Regions from separate parts of the Homo sapiens genome. Here regions 2 and 3 are each linked to region 1. A link is a loop called in an ENCODE intact Hi-C map of the cell type or tissue named here. Cell type or tissue: CD4-positive, alpha-beta T cell. All regions are shown on one strand. Each heading gives the region's core, and the rest is flanking DNA. Links, peaks and the distances in the headings are about the cores only.

The links. A loop is a pair of places that touch in the nucleus more often than their neighbours do. Peaks named below come from ENCODE experiments on the same cell type or tissue, not always from the same donor. Only the 100,000 strongest peaks of a DNase experiment are listed, where the experiment ranks them.
Region 2: a loop joins it to region 1, with 12 times the contacts of the local background. A loop is called at or near these places in 69 of 110 quality-filtered maps.
Region 3: it touches region 1 in a loop (6-fold over the local background); 4 of 110 quality-filtered maps call a loop at or near these places.

What each region holds. Positions count from the first base shown.
Region 1 is chr19:55,501,415-55,507,524 of GRCh38, forward strand. All of the region lies in intron 12 of SSC5D (scavenger receptor cysteine rich family member with 5 domains), which reads left to right. Among named protein-coding and RNA genes, the nearest start is that of SSC5D, 16 kb to the left of the region's middle. RefSeq lists silencers at 2,282-2,371, 2,422-2,471. In CD4-positive, alpha-beta T cell, for the core only: CTCF peaks have their summits at 2,789 (motif pointing left) and 2,990; DNase peaks (open chromatin) are centred at 1,934, 2,507 and 2,757; H3K4me3 peaks cover 1,184 bases; H3K27ac peaks cover 276 bases.
Region 2 is chr19:55,138,804-55,144,913 of GRCh38, forward strand. It overlaps TNNT1 (troponin T1, slow skeletal type), which reads right to left. Exons shown (of 14, transcript NM_003283.6): 7 at 3,054-3,117; 8 at 2,383-2,499; 9 at 2,080-2,157. Among named protein-coding and RNA genes, the nearest start is that of TNNT1, 7.3 kb to the right of the region's middle. RefSeq lists enhancers at 2,469-2,528, 2,658-3,162 and a silencer at 2,746-2,971. In CD4-positive, alpha-beta T cell, for the core only: CTCF peaks have their summits at 2,595 (motif pointing right) and 2,802; a DNase peak (open chromatin) is centred at 2,598; H3K27me3 peaks cover 2,645 bases.
Region 3 is chr19:54,650,387-54,656,496 of GRCh38, forward strand. No RefSeq gene overlaps it. Among named protein-coding and RNA genes, the nearest start is that of MIR8061, 8.1 kb to the left of the region's middle. In CD4-positive, alpha-beta T cell, for the core only: a CTCF peak has its summit at 3,036 (motif pointing right); a DNase peak (open chromatin) is centred at 4,795.

The sequences.
Region 1 (6,110 bases), core at 635-5,634:
GGCTAAGCTCAGCAATCCTGAGCCCATGGCCCTCCTGTAAGCCACACAATATGCAAGCCTGGGGCCCTCAGTCAAACCCACAACCAAGGGCCATTCTGTCATCACATCATCGTCCCCACCCCAGCTCCCCCAGAGCAAGCGAAACCTCACCCATTCTTGAAGCTCACGCTCTGGTCCGGGCCTGGTATGGCTCAGAGGTGGGGACTCCTGGAGTGCAGCTTCTCTCCTTACCCTGGCCATCCCCTCCCTCTGGCCAGCAGAATCAGCCTCCAGGGCCACAGCTCCATCCCCCTCTGCTCTATGGCCTCTGTCTTGCTGCTGCAGCTCCTTCCACACCTGGGACCACGCCCCGCTTTGGCCCCCACATCACTGTCACCACATTCTTCTGCCTTTTTCTTTGCCTGTCTTCCTTGTATCCCCATCTCTCAGGATCCCTGCGAATCCATCTCTGCTCCTGTTTCTCACTTGCTGTTGGTCTCTTTTTTTCATTATCCATTTCTCACCCTCATCATCTCTATCTCTGTATTGCCCAGGATGGAGTGCAGTGGTGTGATCTCAGCTCACTGCAGCCTTGACTGCCCGGGCCCAAGCGATCCTCCTGCCTCAGCTTCCTGAAAAGGTGGGACTACAGATGTGCGCCACCACACCCGGCTCATTTTTAATTTTTGTAGAGACGGGCTCACTATGTTGCCCAGGCTGGTCTCAAACTCCTGAGCTCAGGCGATCCTCCTGTCTCACTCTCTCAAAGTGCTGGGCTTATGTCTGGGTTTATAAGTGTGAGCCACCATGCCTGGCCTCACTTCATTTTCCATGATCAAATTCTCTATCTTTTCTTCTCTGTGCCAATCTCTTTTTGCCTTTCATTTTCAATTTCTCACACTCGTCTTTATGCCGTATTTTTTTCATGGTAATTTCTTTTGCTCTCTCTCACCATCTTTCTCATTTTTTTTCTTTCGTTGTCAGTTTCATATTCCCATCATTTCTTTTTCCCTGTCTTTCTTTTTCAATTTCTCACCCTCATTACATCTATTTCTCACTCCAGTTTTCGTGGTCAGTTTCTCTTTATTTTTTTCTCCCTTGTCCTTCTGTCTTTTTGTTTCATTATCAGTCTCACACTCTCATCTCTGTTTCTCACCTAGTTTTTCCTGGTCAATTTATCTGTCTTTCCCCCTCAGTCTTTCACTTTTCTTTCAGATCTCACCTTCACCACCTCTGTTTCTCACTCCATTTTTCATGGTAAATTTCTCTCTCTCTTTTTTGAGACAGGATCTTGCTCTGTTGCCCAGGCTGAAGTGCAGTGGTGCGATCTCAGTTCACTGCAGCCTTGAACTCCCAGGCTCAGGTGATCCTCCGACCTCAGCCTCCTGAATAGCTGGGATTACAGATGCACACCACCATGCCTGGCTAATTTTTTTTTTTGAGACAGAGTCTTGCTGTGTTGCCCAGGCTGGAGTGCAGTGGCGTGGTCTCGGCTCACTGCAACCTCCACCTCCCGGGTTCAAGTGATTCTCCTGCCTCAGCCTCCTGAATAGCTGGGATTACAGGCGTGTGCCACCACTCCCGGCTAATTTTTGTATTTTTAGTAGAGACGGGTTTCACCATGTTGGCCAGGCTGGTCTCAAATTCCTGACCTCGTGATCCGCCTGCCTCGGCCTCCCAAAGTGCTGGGATTACAGGGGTGAGCCACTGCTCCCGGCCTGATTTTTTGTCGAGATGGGTTCTCACTATGTTGCCCAGGCTGGTCTCAAACTCTTGGGCTCAAGTCATCGGCTTGCTGCGGCCTCCCAAAGTGCTGGAATTGCAGGCGGGAGCCACTGGGCCCAAACTGTTTCTGTATCTTCCGTCCTCTTGTCTTTCACTTTCAGTTCTCAGCTTCGCCACCTGCTTCTCACTCGATTTTTCACGGTCGGTTTTGCTATATCACCTCATACTCTCATCGTCTCCATTTCTCACTGCGTTCTCTCCCCAGGCCCAGCGCTGTGGTATCTTTTCCTTTGTCTCTTACGGTTGTTTTCTGAGTCTCCATCTCCCGCGCCTTCCCTGCAGTCTCCCGCGTGCTCTCTTCTCTCTCCCCCTCGTTTCTCTCATGGTCAGCCCCCTTCCCTCCGTTTCTGTCTCCCGCGGGCTCCTCTGTCCGTTTCTCACCGTCCCCGCCGCCCTCGCCGCTCCCTCACGGGAGGTTTCACTCCCCACCTAAGGGGCAGCGTTTCTGTCCTCCCTCTGTGCCCGTCGCAGTCGCTGTTTCTCCGTCTTCTCCCTCCCTTCCACTCTCCCGCCCTGCTCGCCGTCTGGGGCTGCCTGGGTTTCTGCCTCTGTCGCCCCGCGCCCCGTACCTGTGCCCTCCTGAGAGGCCCAAGCCTCCCGCTCCCGCAGGAGAGTCTCGCCGCAAGCGTCCTTTCCCGCCTTTTTTTTTTCTGGCGCTCAGCACGCATGCGCAGGCGCGGTGGGCCCGGGAATGGAGGGACGGGATGGGGCAGGCGTTCATCTGCCTCGCACCTCGTGACGTCACAGGCGCGCTGCGCCTCCTGATTGGCCAGCCGGCGCATCGCCCGCAGTAATAATAGCTGGGCGAAGGGCAACCAGGCCCCAAGAAGCGGGCCTTGAGGTGGGGAAAGGGAGGGAGGAAGCAGGCCCTAGAGGCGCCGTGACTTGGGGGTGGGTGGGCTCCAGCTGTGAGTTAGAGCTATCATTCCGTTTCCAGAGCCGGAAGCGGGAGCTCCGAGAGGTGATGCTCCTCGTTCAAGGACTGCCAGGGTTGCAGCGCCTCCCTAGCCCATAGCGCCCCCTCGTGGTGGAGGCGGGCACGTGCCGGGCACAGCGGCTGCGGAGACAGCGGGTCCGGCCTCGGGACCCCTCCCGTAGGGTAGGGAGGCAGCCAATGAGCAGAAATAAATGCAGAATCACAAACTGCGCCGGTGAAATGAAAAGACAGCCATGTGTGCCACCTTATCAATAGGAAGACTTGGAGGCGTATGCGGGGTGGAGTGGGAGACGAGGCAGGCATGCATTCTTAGCTTCAGGAGCAATGTAACCTTGAAAAAGTGACTTGGTCTCTTTGAGTCCCCGTTTCTTATTTATATTGTTTTATTTATTTATTATTTATTGAGACGGAGTCTCGCTCTGTCACCCACGCTGGAGTGCAGTGGCGCTATCTCAGCTCACTGCAACCTCTGCCTCCCAGGTTTAAACGATTCTCCTGCTGCAGCCTCCTGTGTAGCTGGGATTACAGGCGCACGCCACCACACCGGGCTAATTTTTGTATTTTTAGTAGAGACGGGGTTTCACCATGTTGGCCAGGCTGGTCTCAAAGCCGACCTCGTGATCCACTCGCCTTGGCCTCCCGAAGTGCTGAGATTACAGGTGTGAGCCACCGCGCCCGGCCACCTGTTTCTTTCTCTGGAAAAAAAATGGGGCGCCAGGGTTGTTGGAAAGGTGGAACGAGAGCTCACCTAGTCTGTGCTGGGCATGCATGACCCCAACTTCAGGCCATAGAAACTGTTGCTACACCTGTGTTTCAGATGGGGTAAAAAGTGAGGCTCAGAGAAGTTTAACTTAGGAGCCACGATTATAACCTGTTTTAAGTGATTTCACACGTTTTGCTCCTTGGATTGGGAACCATATGCTAAAATAGAAGCACGAGTCTGGAGTCCGACTCTCCTACCAGGTTCCAATCGTGGTTCCAACCCGGATTAGAACTAGTTGGGTGACTGCAGGCCCCAATTCAATGAACAAAATGTGTGTGAAATCGTTTAAAACCGCAGAATATTGTTTGTTAGGGTTATTTGCTGAAAACGAACAACAGCTGCAGGATTTCAGGGAACGAGCGATTATTTGTAGTAGAGAAATCAAGGAAACCTCACAGGGGAGATGATATTATTTCATCAGCAGGCCACAAGGAGAAATGAATTCTCAGAGAAGCAAAGGGTGGGAGAAATTTGCATTGCCAGAAATTTTCATCGGTGTTATCCATCTCTGCTAGACTTTAAGCTCTGTGAAAGATCTGTATCTATTTCAATTGCTGCCATAATACATCGCCACAAATTTAGTGGTTTAAAACAACGCAGACTTATTATTTTGCAGTTTTGTAGGTCAGAAGTCAGACTTGCTTAGTGGGCTAAGATCAAGGCGCCAGCAGGGTGGTTCCCTTTGGAAGGCTCTAGGGGAGAATCCATTTCCCTGCCTTTTCCAGCTTCTAGAGGCCACCTACATTCCTTGGCTTGTGGCTCCATCCCCCATCATCAAAGCCAGCAACATTGCATCTCTCTGACCTTTCCTCTGCCTTCGTATTTTTCTCTCTCACTGTGGCTTGAAAGGTTCTCTGATTTTATTTATTTATTTATGAGACAGAGTCTCACTCTGTCGCCCAGGCTGGAGTGCAGTGGTATGATCTCGGCTCACTGCAGCCTCTGCTGCCCAGGTTCAAGCAATTCTTATGCCTCAGCCTCCTGAGTAGCTGGGATTACAGGCGTGTGCCACCACTCCCGGCTAATTTTTGTATTTTTAGTAGAGATGGGGTTTCACCATGTTGGCCAGGCTGGTCTTGAACTCCTGACCTCAGGTGATCCACCCGCCTTGGTCACCCAAAGTGGTGGGATTACAGGCGTGAGCCACGGCACCCAGCCAGTTCTCTGAGTTTAAGGACTTAGATTGGGGCCACTTGGCTAATCAGGATAATTTCTCCATTTCAAGGTCTGGACCCTTAATTACATCCACAAGTCCCCTTTTGCCACGTAAAGTAACATATTCACAGTTTCTGTGGATTGGGGCACACACATCTTTGGGCGAGGGGCATATTATCTTGTCTATCATGGATCTATCTGGAATCCCTAGTGTCTAGGGCAGTGCTTGAAACTCAGTAGTTAATTTTTATGTTATTTGTTAAATGAATGAACAAATGAGAGATGACATTGTAAGTCTAAGAGACACTGGAGATGAGATTGGAGGCCTGTGGAATTTGGATTTTTTTTTTTTTTTTTTTTTTTTTTTTTTTTTTTTTTTGAGACGGAGTCTCGCTCTGTCGCCCAGGCTGGAGTGCAGTGGCGTGATCTTGTCTCACTGCCAGCTCTGCCTCCCGGGTTCACACCATTCTCCTGCCTCAGCTTCCCGAGTAGCTGGGACTACAGGCGCCCACCACTATGCCCGGCTAATTTTTTGTATTTTTAGTAGAGACGGGGTTTCACTGTGTTAGCCAGGATGGTCTCGATCTCCTGACCTCGTGATCTGCCTGCCTCGGCCTCCCAAAGTGCTGGGATTACAGGCGTGAGCCACCGCGCCCGGCCGGAGTTTGGATTTTTATGGAGCAGCATTTCTTCAGGCTTCCTGGATGATGGAGTTTGGAGATACAAACGTCAGTTCATGTGTCAAATGCCTACTGTGTGACAGAGCATGTACTAACTACTGGGAGGTAGTGTTAGGGAGCAAAGCAGGGGAAGGGGCAGGGGAGACTGAGGGTTGCAGTTTAAAATAGGATGGCCAGGTGTGGTGGCTCATGTCTGTAATCCCAGCACTTAGGGAGGCTGAGGCAGAGGGATCGCTTGAACCCAGGAGTTCAAGACCAGCCTGGCCAACATGGCGAAACCCTGTCTCTACTAAAAATACAAAAAAATTAGCCTGGTGTGGCGGTGCATGCCTATAATCCCAGCTCCTCGGGAGGCTGAGGCAGGAGAATCGCTTGAACCTGGGAGGCGGAGGCCACAGCGAGCCAAGATTGTGCCACTGTACTCCAGCCTGGGTGACAGAGACTGTCTCGAAAAAAATAAATAAATAAAAATAAAATAAAAAATTCACCAAGCAGGGGCGTGCTCCTGTAGTTCCAGCTACCCGGGAGGTTGAGGCAGAAGAATCACTTGGGCCCTGGAGGTTGAGGCTGTAGTAAGCCATGGTCAAGCCACTGCACTGCAGCCTGGATGAGTGAGACCCCGTCTCAAAAAAAAAAAAAAAAAAAAAAAGGATGGTTAAGAGACATTTTACGGGCCGGGCGCGGTGCCTCACTCTAGTCCCAGCACTTTGGCAGGCTGAGGCAGGTGGATCACCTGAGGTCAGGAGTTCCAGACCAGCCTGGCCAACATGGTGAAATCCCGTCTCTACTAAAAATGCAAACAATTAGCCGG
Region 2 (6,110 bases), core at 347-5,346, 360 kb before region 1:
GACTGGGGAGATTAAAGAGGCTGATGGCCTTGAGCCTGAGGAAGGGGTTCTGGAATATTGAGCGAAGGCATTACGACATTCGAGAAACTCTTCATTGAATGTTCCAGAAACAGTGGTTTGTCCAGGCTGAGCCCCGTCTCCTTATGGTGGACATGAGGCTTTTTGTACACCCAGCACTCCGTACCTGAATTAGTTTCCTTTCTGTTTTTGAGATGGAGTCTCGCTCTGTCACTCAGGCTGGAGTGCAGTGGTGCAATCTCTGCTCTGTTCACTGCAACCCCCACCTCCTGGGTTCAAGTGATTCTCCTGCCTCGGCCTCCCAAGTAACTGGGATTACAGACATGTGCCACCATTACCAGCTAATTTTTGTATTTTTAGTACAAACAGGGTTTCACCATGTTGGCCAGGCTGGTCTCAAACTCCTGGCCTCAGGTGATCCACTTGTCTCGGTCTCCCAAAGTGCTGGGATTACAGGCGTCAGCCATCGCGCCTAAACTTAGTTTCCTATCACTGCTGTAATTTGCAAATTTAGTGGCAGAAAAACAATGCAGATTTGTTATCTTACAGCTCTGCAGATCAGACATCTGAAATTGGTCCCCCTGGGCTGGAATCAAGTTGTGAACAGAACCAATTTATTCTGGAGGTTCTAGGGGAGAATTCATTCCCTTCCCTTTTCCAGCTGCTGCCTGCATGTCTGGGCCCATGGACCTTCTTTCATCTTCAGAGGCAGCCATGCAGCATCTTCAAATCTCTCAGTCTGACCCTCTGGCCTTCCTCTTATAAGGACCCTTGTGATGATCTTGCCCTTCCCCACAGGTAATCCAGGACAACCTTCCCATCTCAAGATCTTTAATTTAATCACATCTGCAAAATCCCCTTCACAGCTGGGTGACGGGCAGGTGGCTGTAATCCCAGCTACTCGGGAGGCTGAGGCAGGAGGATCACTTGAGCCCAGGAGTTTGGGAACAACGTGGGCAACATAGAAAGACCCTATCTCAAATAAAAAAAAATAATAATAATAGTAATAATGATGACAATGGCCAGGCATGGTGGCTCATGCCTGTAATCCTAGCACTTTGGGAGGCCAAGGGGGTGAATCACCTGAGGTCAGGAGTTCAAGACCAGCCTGAACCAACATGGAGAAACCCCATTTCTACTAAAAATACAAAAATTAGCCGAGCCTGGTGGCAGGTGCCTGTAATCCCAGCTACTCAGGAGGCTGAGGCAGGGGAATTGCTTGAACCAGGAGGCGGAGGTTGCAGTGAGCTGAGATCGCGTCACTGCACTCCAGCCTGGGTGACAGAGCGAGACTGTCTCAGAAAAAAAAAAAATTAAAATTAAAAAAAAAGGGAAAAGAAGAAAATGGAGAATCCAGGCCGGGCACGATGGCTCATGCCTGTCATCCCAGCACTTTGGGAGGTGAAAGCAGGTGGATTGCTTGAGCTTAGGAGTTGAAGACCAGCCTGGACAACATGGCAAAATGCTGTCTCTACAAAAAATAAAAAAATAAAAAAAACTAGTGGGGCAGAGTGGCGCAGCCTATATAGTTCCAGCGACTCTGGAGGCTGAGGTGGGAAAATCATTTGAGCCCAGGAGGTCCTAGTTATAGTGAGCTAGGATCACACCACTGCACTTCAGCCTGGGTGACAGAGCAAGACCCTATTTCCAAATAAACGAATAAAAAATAATAATAGGCCGGATGCGGTGGCTCACACCTGTAATCCCAGCACTTTGGAAGGCTGAGGTGGGCGGATCATGTGGTCAGAAGATCAAGACCATCCTGGCCAACATGGTGACACCCCATCTCTACTAAAAATACAAAATTTAGCCGGGCGTGGTGGTGCGCACCTGTAGTCCCAGCTACTGGGGAGGCTGAGGCAGAAGATTCGCTTGAACCTGGAAGGCAGAGGTTACAGTGAGCTGAGATCGTGCCACTGCACTCCAGCCTGGGCGACAGAGCTAGACTCCGTTTCAAAGAATAATAATAATAGTAATAATAATAATAATAATAATAATAACAAAATGGGCATCCGGCTGAAGAAGTAACATTTGGGCTCTCAGGGCAGGGGAGGCACCCACCGCCAGCTTAGCCTGACGTTCGCGTTCCTTCTCAGTTCTGAAGCGCTGTTGCTCGGCTCTCTCTGACCGGCGCCGCTCCTGGGAAACGGAGAAGCATAAGGGGGTGCAGGGACGTACCCCCAGTCTTCCTTCCCCAGAGTAGGCTAATAAACAGATTGGAGTGTGGCCACCGACTTGGGTGAATTCGCGAAAGCCTAAGGCTCAGCTCTGTACTAGGAGGAAAACTATTATCTGCATCTCCCAAGATGCAAGGGATCCACATGGAGGGAGGAAGACCGGGGGGAACCCGGACTCTCGGCTCACAATGCGCTCCTTCAAGGCAACCAGCTCCTCTTCCTCCTTCTTCCGCTGCTCGAAATGTACATCGATGAGTGTCTGCAGCTCCAGCAGGTCTTTCTCCATGCGCTTGCGGTGGATGTCCTGCAGGACACACGGGCAGCCCGTCCTAGGAGACCCTGGAGGGGGCAGCAGCCTCCCAGCACCTCCCCCATGCAGGATGGTGAACTGAACCGTTTCCCAGGACGGTATCCAGCAGGTGGCAGCAATGCCTCGTGTTTGACACTAATCAGCTCTTCCAAGGACAGGCTTCCCAAAGACGGGAGTGGGGAGTGGGGACCGGCGCCTTTTTTTTTTTTTTTCCTCCCAGGCTGGAGTGAAATGGCGCGATCTCGGCTCACCGCCACCTCCGCCTCCCAGGTTCAAGCGATTTTCCTGCCTCAGCCTCCCGAGTAGCTGGGATTACAGACACCTGCCACCACGCCCGGCTAATTTTTGTATTTTTAGTAGAGACGGGGTTTCACCATATTAACCAGGCTGGTCTCGAACTCCTGACCTCAGGTGGGTCACCTCAGCCTCCCAAAGTGCTGGGATTACAGGCATGAGGCCCCGCGCCCGGCCGGCGCCTTTTCATGATTGACACAAAGGCCCCTTAAAGACTAGCAACTGCGCCTGCGGAGGGGTCTCTTGTCACTTACATCGAAGTCAACGCGCTCCCCTTCTGGGATCTTTGGCGGGATCAAAGGAGGCACCACGGGGCGGCTGAGTGGACAGAAACACAGAGACCATGAGTGGCCCGACCTCCCTGAGCCACCTCCCACCTCCGGGATGTGCCGTCCAGTGAGGTAGCCGCCAGCCCCGGGAGGCTCCTGAACGTGGAGGGTCCCAGCTGAGGCGGGCTGTCAGTGAAACACACAAAAGAAGGTAAAATACCTCACTACTCATGTTTTTTTGGTTGTTGTTGGTTTTGTTTTGTTTTTTTGACGGAGTCTTGCTCTGTCACCCAGGCTGGAGTGCGGTGGCGCCACCTCGGCTCACTGCAAGCTCCGCCTCCTGGGTTCACGCCATTCTCCTGCCTCAGCCTCCCGAGTAGCTGGGACTACAGGCGCCCACCACCAAGCCTGGCTAATTTTTCTGTATTTTTAGTAGAGACGGGGCTTCACTGTGTTAGCCAGGATGGTCTCGATCTCCTGACCTCGTGATCCGCCCGCCTCGGCCTCCCAAAGTGCTGGGATCACAGGTGTGAGCCACCGCGCCCGGCACTAATCATGTTTTATACTGATTACATGTTGAAATGATAAAACATTATATAACAGATTAAAAAAACTGTGCTATGAAAATTAATTTTTCCTATATTGTTGTACTTTAAAAAATATGCCTAGTAAGAATTTTTTTTTTTTTTTTGAGACAGAGCCTCACTCTGTCACCCAGGCTGGAATGCAGTGGCGCCATCTCTGCTCACCACAACAACCTCCACCTCCCAGATTCAAGCGATTCTCCTGCCTCAGCTTCCCGAGTAGTTGGGATTACAGGCGCCTGCCACCACGCCTGGGTAATTTTTGTATTTTTAGTAGAGACGGGGTTTCACCATGCCGGCCAAGCTGGTCTTGAACTCCCGACCTCAGGCGATCTGCCTGCCTCAGCCTCCCAAAGTGCTGGGATTACAGGCAGGAGCCCCTGCGCCCAGCCATTTTTAAATTTTTTGTAGAGATGGCGTTTCACAGCCTGGGCGCGGTGGCTCACGCCTGTAATCCTAGCACTTTGGGAGGCCAAGGTGGGCGAATCACTTGAGGTCAGGAGTTCAAAACCAGCTTGGGCATCATGGTGAAACCCCATCTCTACTAGAAATTAAAAAAAAAAATTAGCTGGGCATGGTGGTACGTGCCTGTAATCCCTGCTACTCAGGAGGCTGAGGCAGGAGAATCGCTTGAACCCCGGAGGCAGAGATTGCAGTGAGCCGAGATCGTGCCATCGCACTCCAGCCTGGGTGACAGAGGGAGACTCTATCTCAAAAAAAAAAAAAAAGAGATGGCGTTTCACTATGTTGTCCAGGGTGGTCTTGAACTTCTGAGCTCAAGTGATCCTCCCGCCTCAGCCTCCCAGAGTGCTGGGACTATAGGCGTGAGCCACTGCGCCCAGCCTTTAGTAAGAAATTGTAAGTGACGTGTGTGGCTTGCCATCTATTTCTATTGGGTGGTGCCGCTCTGAGGCTCAGCCCTCAGCCTGCTCTGATTTCCTGCCACTTCCTTGGAATTCTCTTTTCTGGGTTTCTGAGACAGTGAAGAGCGATTCCAAGATGAAGCAGACAGGACTTAGGGGATGCTGGGCAAGGGGAGGGAAGAGGTGAGGACAATCCCCAAGGGTCTCTGGGCCAGGGGGCCAAGTGTACAGCAGGGCCGTCATCTCCATCTTGGAAAAGTCGATAAGCTCCATCAGGGCGTCATGTGTGGGAATAAAATATGGCTTACCATATTGTACAGGAATGAATACCGGCTTGCCTCCCACCCCTCTGGCTGTTCCATCCCTATCTCCTGCCCCGACAGCCCCGTGAGCTGCCAGTGAGCTTTCCTTTTCCCTTTTCTCATCATCAATGCCATTCACTCCAATGACTTCAGGTATCATCAACTGCTGAGGACTCGCCAACTGTCTCTGGTCCAGACTCTCTCCTAAGCCCCAGACTCAAGCTAACAGGTATCTCCTGAACTTTTCCCACCTTCCCACACATGACGTCCTGATGGAGCTCACCAACTTCTCTGAGAAGGAGATGGCAGCCCCACTGTCCACTTTGTTCCCCAGCCCAGAGACCCTTCGGGGTTGTCCCCATTGCTTCCCTCCCCTTGCCCAACAATCCCCAAGTCCTGTCCCTTTGCCTTGGAATCCCTCTCAGTCCATTCCCCCACCCCACCCCACCCCCTTTTTTTTTTTTTGAGATGGAGTTTCACTCTTGTTGCCCAGGCTGCCGTGCAATGACACGATCTTGACTCACTGCAACCTCTGCCTCCCGGTTCAAGCGATTCTCCTGCCTCAGCCTCCCAAATAGCTAGGATTACAGGTGCCCACCACAATACCTGGCTAATTCTTTTGTATTTTTAGTAGAGACAGAGTTTCACCATGTTGACCGGGCTGGTCTCAAACTCCTGACCTTAGGTAATCCGCCCCCCTCAGCCTCCCAAAGTGCTGGAATTACAGGCATGAACCACTGCGCCCGGCCCCATTCCCTTATTTTTATTTATGTTTTAGAGACAGGGTCTTGCTCTGTTGCCCAGGCTGGAGTACAGTGGTGTAATCATAGCTCACTGCAGCCTCCAAATCCTGGGTTCGAACAATCCTCCTTCCTCAGCCTCCTGAGTAGCTGGAATCACAGGTGTGTGCCACTGTGCCCGGCTAATTTTTTAAAATTTTTTGTAGAGATGTGGGGGATCTCATTTTGTTACTTAGGCTGATCTTGAACTCCTATCCTCAAGTGATCCTCCCACCTGCCGCTGCGCAGGCAGAGGGCACAGTGTGTGCAAAGGCTCAGGGGTATGAAAGCACAGGCATGGCTAGAGAACCATGAAACGCTGTGTGTCTGTCAGTGGGGAAGGCAGATGCCGGAAAGGTCCGCTGGAGCCAGATGGGGAAGGCTTTGAATGCAGGCTAGTTGCTTTGACTGCGTCTTAAGAGTAGTGGGGAGTTGAGGAAAGATTCTGAGCAGAGGAGGGGCAGGGTTAGCTCTGGTGTTAGAAAAGTCTCTCTCGAGTCATGGAGGAGGATGA
Region 3 (6,110 bases), core at 790-5,789, 850 kb before region 1:
GAGAGAGGCCGGGGAATCAATTCCCACACATATGCCCTGCCAGGCTGTGGTTTGTCAGCAACTGTGCTCCTCTACCCATGACATCAGCTCCCGCAAGGCACCTCCCATCTCCCACACAGGGCTCTCTCCACCCCTTGACCTCCCATCCTGGGAGTGGCAGTGGCTTCCTGGGGTGCTTCATCCCTCTCATTTGCCCACACCTTTATACACTTCTTTTTCTTTTTTCTTTTCTTTTTTTTTTTTTTTTTTTGACGGAGTCTCACTCTGTCACCAGGCTGGAGGGCAGTGGCACCATCTCAGCTCACTGCAAGCTCTGCCTCCCAGGTTCACGCCATTCTCCTGCCTCAGCCTCCAAAGTAGCTGGGATTACAGGCGCCCGGCTAATTTTTTGTATTTTTAGTAGAGACAGGGTTTCACCATGTTAGCCAGGATGGTTTTGATCTCCTGACCTTGTGATCCACCCGCCTGGGCCTCCCAAAGTGCTGGGATTACAGGCGTGAGCCACCGCGCCCGGCCTATACACTGCTTTTTCTATTTCCATTTTTATTTTAGAATTGGGGGTACATGTGTAGGTTTGTTACCAAGGAATATTGTGTGGCATTGAGGTTTGGAGTAAGACTGAGCCCCTCACCCAGGTAGGGAGCATGGTACCCAACAGGTAGTTTTTCAGCCCCATCCCCCTCCTCTCCACCCTCAGTGGTCCCCAGCGTCTACTGTTGCCATCTTTATGGGAAGATGTGTACCTAATATTTAGCTCCCACTTATAAGTGAGAATATGTGGTATTTGGTGTTCAGTTTCTACATTAGTTTACGTAAGATAATGGCCTCCAGCTGCATCCATGTTGCTGCAAAGGACATGAGTTCATTCTTTTTTATGGCTGTGTAGTCTTCCATGGTGTATATGGACCACATTTTCTTTATTTGGTTCACTGTTGATGGGCAACGAGGTTGATTCCATGTCTTTTCTATTGTCAATAGTGCTGCAATGATCATCCAAGTGTGTGTGTTCTTGACTAGAATGATTTATTTTCCCTGGATATATACCCAGTAATAGGACTCCTGGGTCAAATGGTAGTTCCATTCCTAGTTATTTGAGATATCCTCAAACTGCTCTCCACGGCGACTGTTAGTCCTAGCTCTTTGAGAAGCCAAGGTGGGAGGATTGCTTGAGGCCAGGAGTTTGGGGCCATTCGATTCTCTAACTACTACCCCTGCTGTATAGAAATGTCATTGATATGGATTTGTTTTTATTTTCTTATAAATCCTAATGGACTTTGAATTTTCTATTTAGAGAATCTTACTACCTACAAGTAATGAAAAAATCTCTCTAGCCCTCATATATCTTATTTTTAGTTTTTTACTTTTACTGATATTATTACATCAGTTAGGACACCTCAGTAGAAAATGGAATAAAAGTGGAAAGACCATTAAGCCTCGTTTTGTTCATATTTTAGTGGAAATTGATCTAAGCTTCATCATTAAATATAATATTTGCTATTGATTTGTTGCTGGGCATCCTTTAACATGTTTATGATGTTTCATTCTATTCCTAATTCATTAAGATTTTTTAAACCATAAATAAGTGCAGATTATAGTAATATTGAGCAAATATTTTCTTCTCACCTCCAATGGGCCACCCTCTAGACCCCCTACCCTCACCCTCATCTCCCCTACCTCACCGCGGGTCTCTGTCCTCAGACCCCTGCTGCAGGGGACCCCTGGAGGTGACATATGCTCAGCTGGACCACCAGGCCTTCACTTGGAGGACAGCCCAGGCTGTGTCCCCAGAGTCCATGGTGCCCATGGCTGAGTCTAGCATGTACACAGCCCTCGCCAGGCACTGACTCCGGGACCACTGCCCCCTGCGCCTGAGGAAGTCATGCTTGGAAAAGCCTCAAGAAGCCATCTGGAGGGCTTCCCCTTGGAATCATCCTGGTCTGCAAAACCAGTCAACTGTTCTGGAGATAAGAGGTAGAGCCCAAAGTTCTCTAGTCAGCATCTAGAAAGTTCATTAACCAGGTGATTCCTTCCACAACTGACCAGCACCTCAAAGAGGTGGCATTGCAGCTACTTCTAGAAACCCAGCTGCAATCACCTGGCTGTTTCCAGACACCTAGTTCCAGTCACCTGGTTGTTTCCAGTGATCCAGCTGCTGTCACTTCTCTGTTTCAAGACACCCAGCTCCAGTCTCCTGGCTGTTTGCTGAGTCTCAGCTATAGCCATCCCAGCTGATTCCATTAACAATGTTGCATCCCCCTGCAGTTTCCAAATGTCTTCTGTAAATCCCCCCAGCTGCCCCAGCAATCGTCTACTCAGCTGATCCTGAACATTCTCCTAGAGTTTAGTTGTTGACCTTGAGAATGAGCTATACATATGGATCTGAGAGCTGAGACCAGTCCTCTGGGTCATGCTTTACTTCATGCACCAATGAATAGTTTAAAGACCTCACATCTGGCAGTCCTGTGTCATGTTCTGGGGTGTATAGATCACTTGGACCCAATCTCTGCCTTCATGTTGTTCAAGGTTACATGGGGTTAACAAGAGCTACAAAGGAGGTGTCAGTATTTTTTTAAGGATTTCATTGGCAGTGATTGCATATATTCAAGATGCACAAGGTGATAATTTGATATACATATACATTGTGAAATAATAGCCACGGTCAAATGAATCAGCGCATCCATCACCAGCTACGCTGTACATAAGATCCCCTGAACTTGCTCATCTTAGGCCTCCAAGATGGAGCATATGATCAGGGATCAATTAAGGTGTCTGAGCGGATGCATGGATGGGTGAAGACAGAGAGCTAATCCCACTTATGCACTTACACACATATGCACATGTACTCACACATTCACACATGCACACACATGCACAAACCTGAACGCACTCACACATGTCAGGAGACCTCTGAATCCTCTGTGCGCTGGGACTTGGTTGTCTCCACCCCTCTTAGAAAGTTAGATGCTCTCCCTATTCAGATTAAAACGGAAAATTACTTGAGAACCACTAGGGGGAGACAGTACCTCATTTGAATTAATTTTTGTGCACATTTAAAATAAACAATAACACACTTACCATGGGCATGCCTTTGGCCGGATTGCAAAGGTAAACATATATCAAAGCATCTCATGGTACCCAATAAATATATACAATTATTATTTTTCAATTAAAATATCGTAATAAAATAACAGAAAAGAAACCTGCATACTTGTAACAGAGTGGATTTTTAAATGTCGTTTTATACAAGAAAAAGAATATTTTTTAAAAAACTCAACAATAACTCAATCAGCTTATCCTATGGAGCAATTACTAGTTGAATACTATGCAAACATCAACACATTCACTAGTCTTACATATGCCCCACAGCTTGTCCTATTTTTTCCCCACTTGTGGGGATTTTGATAGTTGTTGAGTATGTCTAATCCAATTATACATTCCAGAGCAAGGAATAAAGCCACAGGATGCATTTGGTGGCCAAGAAAATTCAACAGGAGACAAATCTGAGCTAAAGGTTCATTGACTACCTGACCTCCATAAGCTTCTAATCTGACTGGAGGGTCACCATGATGTTTTGGGTCTTCTGAAGTTAGTGTTAGCTCAGAGCCAGTGTCTAGTTGCACCCAAAATATCTGATCATTTCCTTTACCCAGTACACAGCTACCATGATAAAGGCCATAGGTCCATTTAAGGGAAGCTGAGATAAATATAATTGTTTAACTTTTTATAGTATATACCGGGGCAGCGCCTTCAAGGATACCTGGTCTTCCCTTTAATTCAAGGGGTTCTGGGTCTATAAACTGGTGAAATTCTAGTAATTGATTAAGAGACTGTAACTGTCTATTTTATGATTTTAATTAGATTCTTGTTCTCTTTGCCAAGAAATGTTCTGCTTATACAAATCAAGTAAGAATGAAGTAAGTTTCCTATCTATTTCACGTCTTAGAACGCTGCGGTCAACTAGACAACACTAAAGGGCTGCATGAGACAGTCTATTCTGATTACTGCCTTGATTCTGCTTTCCATTATGATCACCACACCCAGTTCTATGATAACCACACCCAATTCAACACACCAGATTCTCACCTTTGTCGACTGACTTCTGACACTTGAGTCCTGCCACTCTAGGATCCAACTACTCCCCTTACATTTAGGTTTCTCGGTTCAGTGGCAGCAGTTCCCACTGGAAGTTCTGGCCTCTCCTAATACACCCTCTGTCCTTTCCCACCTTGTCTCTGCCCTGGAGGCTGACTCTATGGATTGCATCACCAACATCTTCTTGTGTCTAGTGTCTGGTTGAGTTCAGCCATGGGAGGCACTGTCAGGAGAGCAGAGGGTGAGAGGAGAGAGAGGCCGGGGAATCTATTCCCACACGTACGCCCTGCCAGGCAATAAACTGTGCTCCTCTACCCATGACATAAGCTCCCACGAGGCACCTCCCATCTCCCAGCTCAGTCCTCAAGGTGACTTTCCAGAGACCTAGTTACATTCGGCTGTTACTAAAGAGTCAGCTACAGTCATCTAGCTGTTTCCAGTGACCACCCCCAATCCCCCATAGCTGCCTGCCTGTTTGCAGAGACCCAGCTACATGCACCTAGCTGTTTCTAGAGACCCGGCTACATCCACCTGGCTGTTTCCAGAGACCCGGCTACATCCACCTGGCTGTTTCCAGAGACCCGGCTACATCCACCTGACTGTTTCCAGAGACCCGGCTACATCCGCTGGCTGTTTCTAGAGACCCGGCTACATCCACCCAGCTGATTTCATTATCACTGACGCAGTCCCCAGCTGCTCCTATGTCTCCTGGAAATCCCCAATTGCCCCAGAGACTTTGTTGTAATTTTCTGTTCAGCTGACTCTAGGGATCTTCCTGGAGCTTAATTGCTGGCCTTAAGAATGGGCCATATTTATGCAACTGAGAGCAGAGCCCAGTTCTCTGGGCCATGCTTTCCTTTGTACATCAACAAATAATCCTAAAGACCTAAAGTCTGGCAATCCCACGCCAGGTCCTAGGGTGCACAGGTCACCTGCATCCAGTCTTTGCCTTCACAGTTATTCAAAGCTGAGCAGGGAAAAAGGAGAGCCACAGAGAAGTTCAGTGTTTTCCTTTTTATCTTTTTAAAAAATCCTTTTTTATCCTTAAAATGATTTAATCAACCAAGATTGTATATATTGAGGTGTACAACATGATGATTTGATATACGTATACATTGTGTAATGATTGCCACAATCAAATTAGCACACTCAGGACAACCAGTGCCCTAAATAGATCCCCTGGATTTGTACACGTTATGCCTTAAAGTTGGTGCCAGAGTTCCATTTATTTATTTTTATCCATATATAATAGTTGTATATAGGTTTGGGGTACTTATGATATTTTGATACTTGTATGCAATGGGTAATAATAAAATCAGGGTAATTAGAATATCCATCACCTCAAATATTTATCTTTTCTTTTTGTTGGGGAGCATTACAATTCTTTTATTCTAGTTGTTTTGAAATACACAATATATTATTGTTAACTATACTTCCCCTACTGTACTGTCAAATACTCAGTTATTTCTCCTATCCAGCTGTATTTCTATACTCCGTAACTAACATCTCCTTATCTCCCACCCTTTCCAGCTCTAGTAACCACCAGTCTACACATTTTTTTTTTTTGAGACAGAGTCTTGCTGTGTCACCCAGGATGGAATGCAGTGGCGTGATCTTGGCTCACTGCAACCTTTGCCTCCTGGGTTCAAGAGATTCGCCTGCCTCAGCCTCCTGAGTAGCTGGGATTACAGATGCATGCCACCACGCCAGGCTAAAGACAGGGTTTCACCATGTTGGCCAGGATGGTCTCGAACTCTTGACCTCAAGTGATCCACCCGCCTCAGCCTCCCAAAGTGCTGGGATTACAGGCATGAGCCACCACGCCCGGCCTTTTTTTTTTCTTTTGAGACAAGGTATTGCTCTGTTGCCCAAGCTGGAATGCAGTGACACAATCATGGCTCACTGCAGCCTCAACCCTCCAGGGCTCAAGCGATCCTCCTGCCTCAGACTCCCGAGTAGCTAGGACCACAGTGCACACCACCACGCCCAACTAATTTTTGTATGTTTCGTAGAGAAGG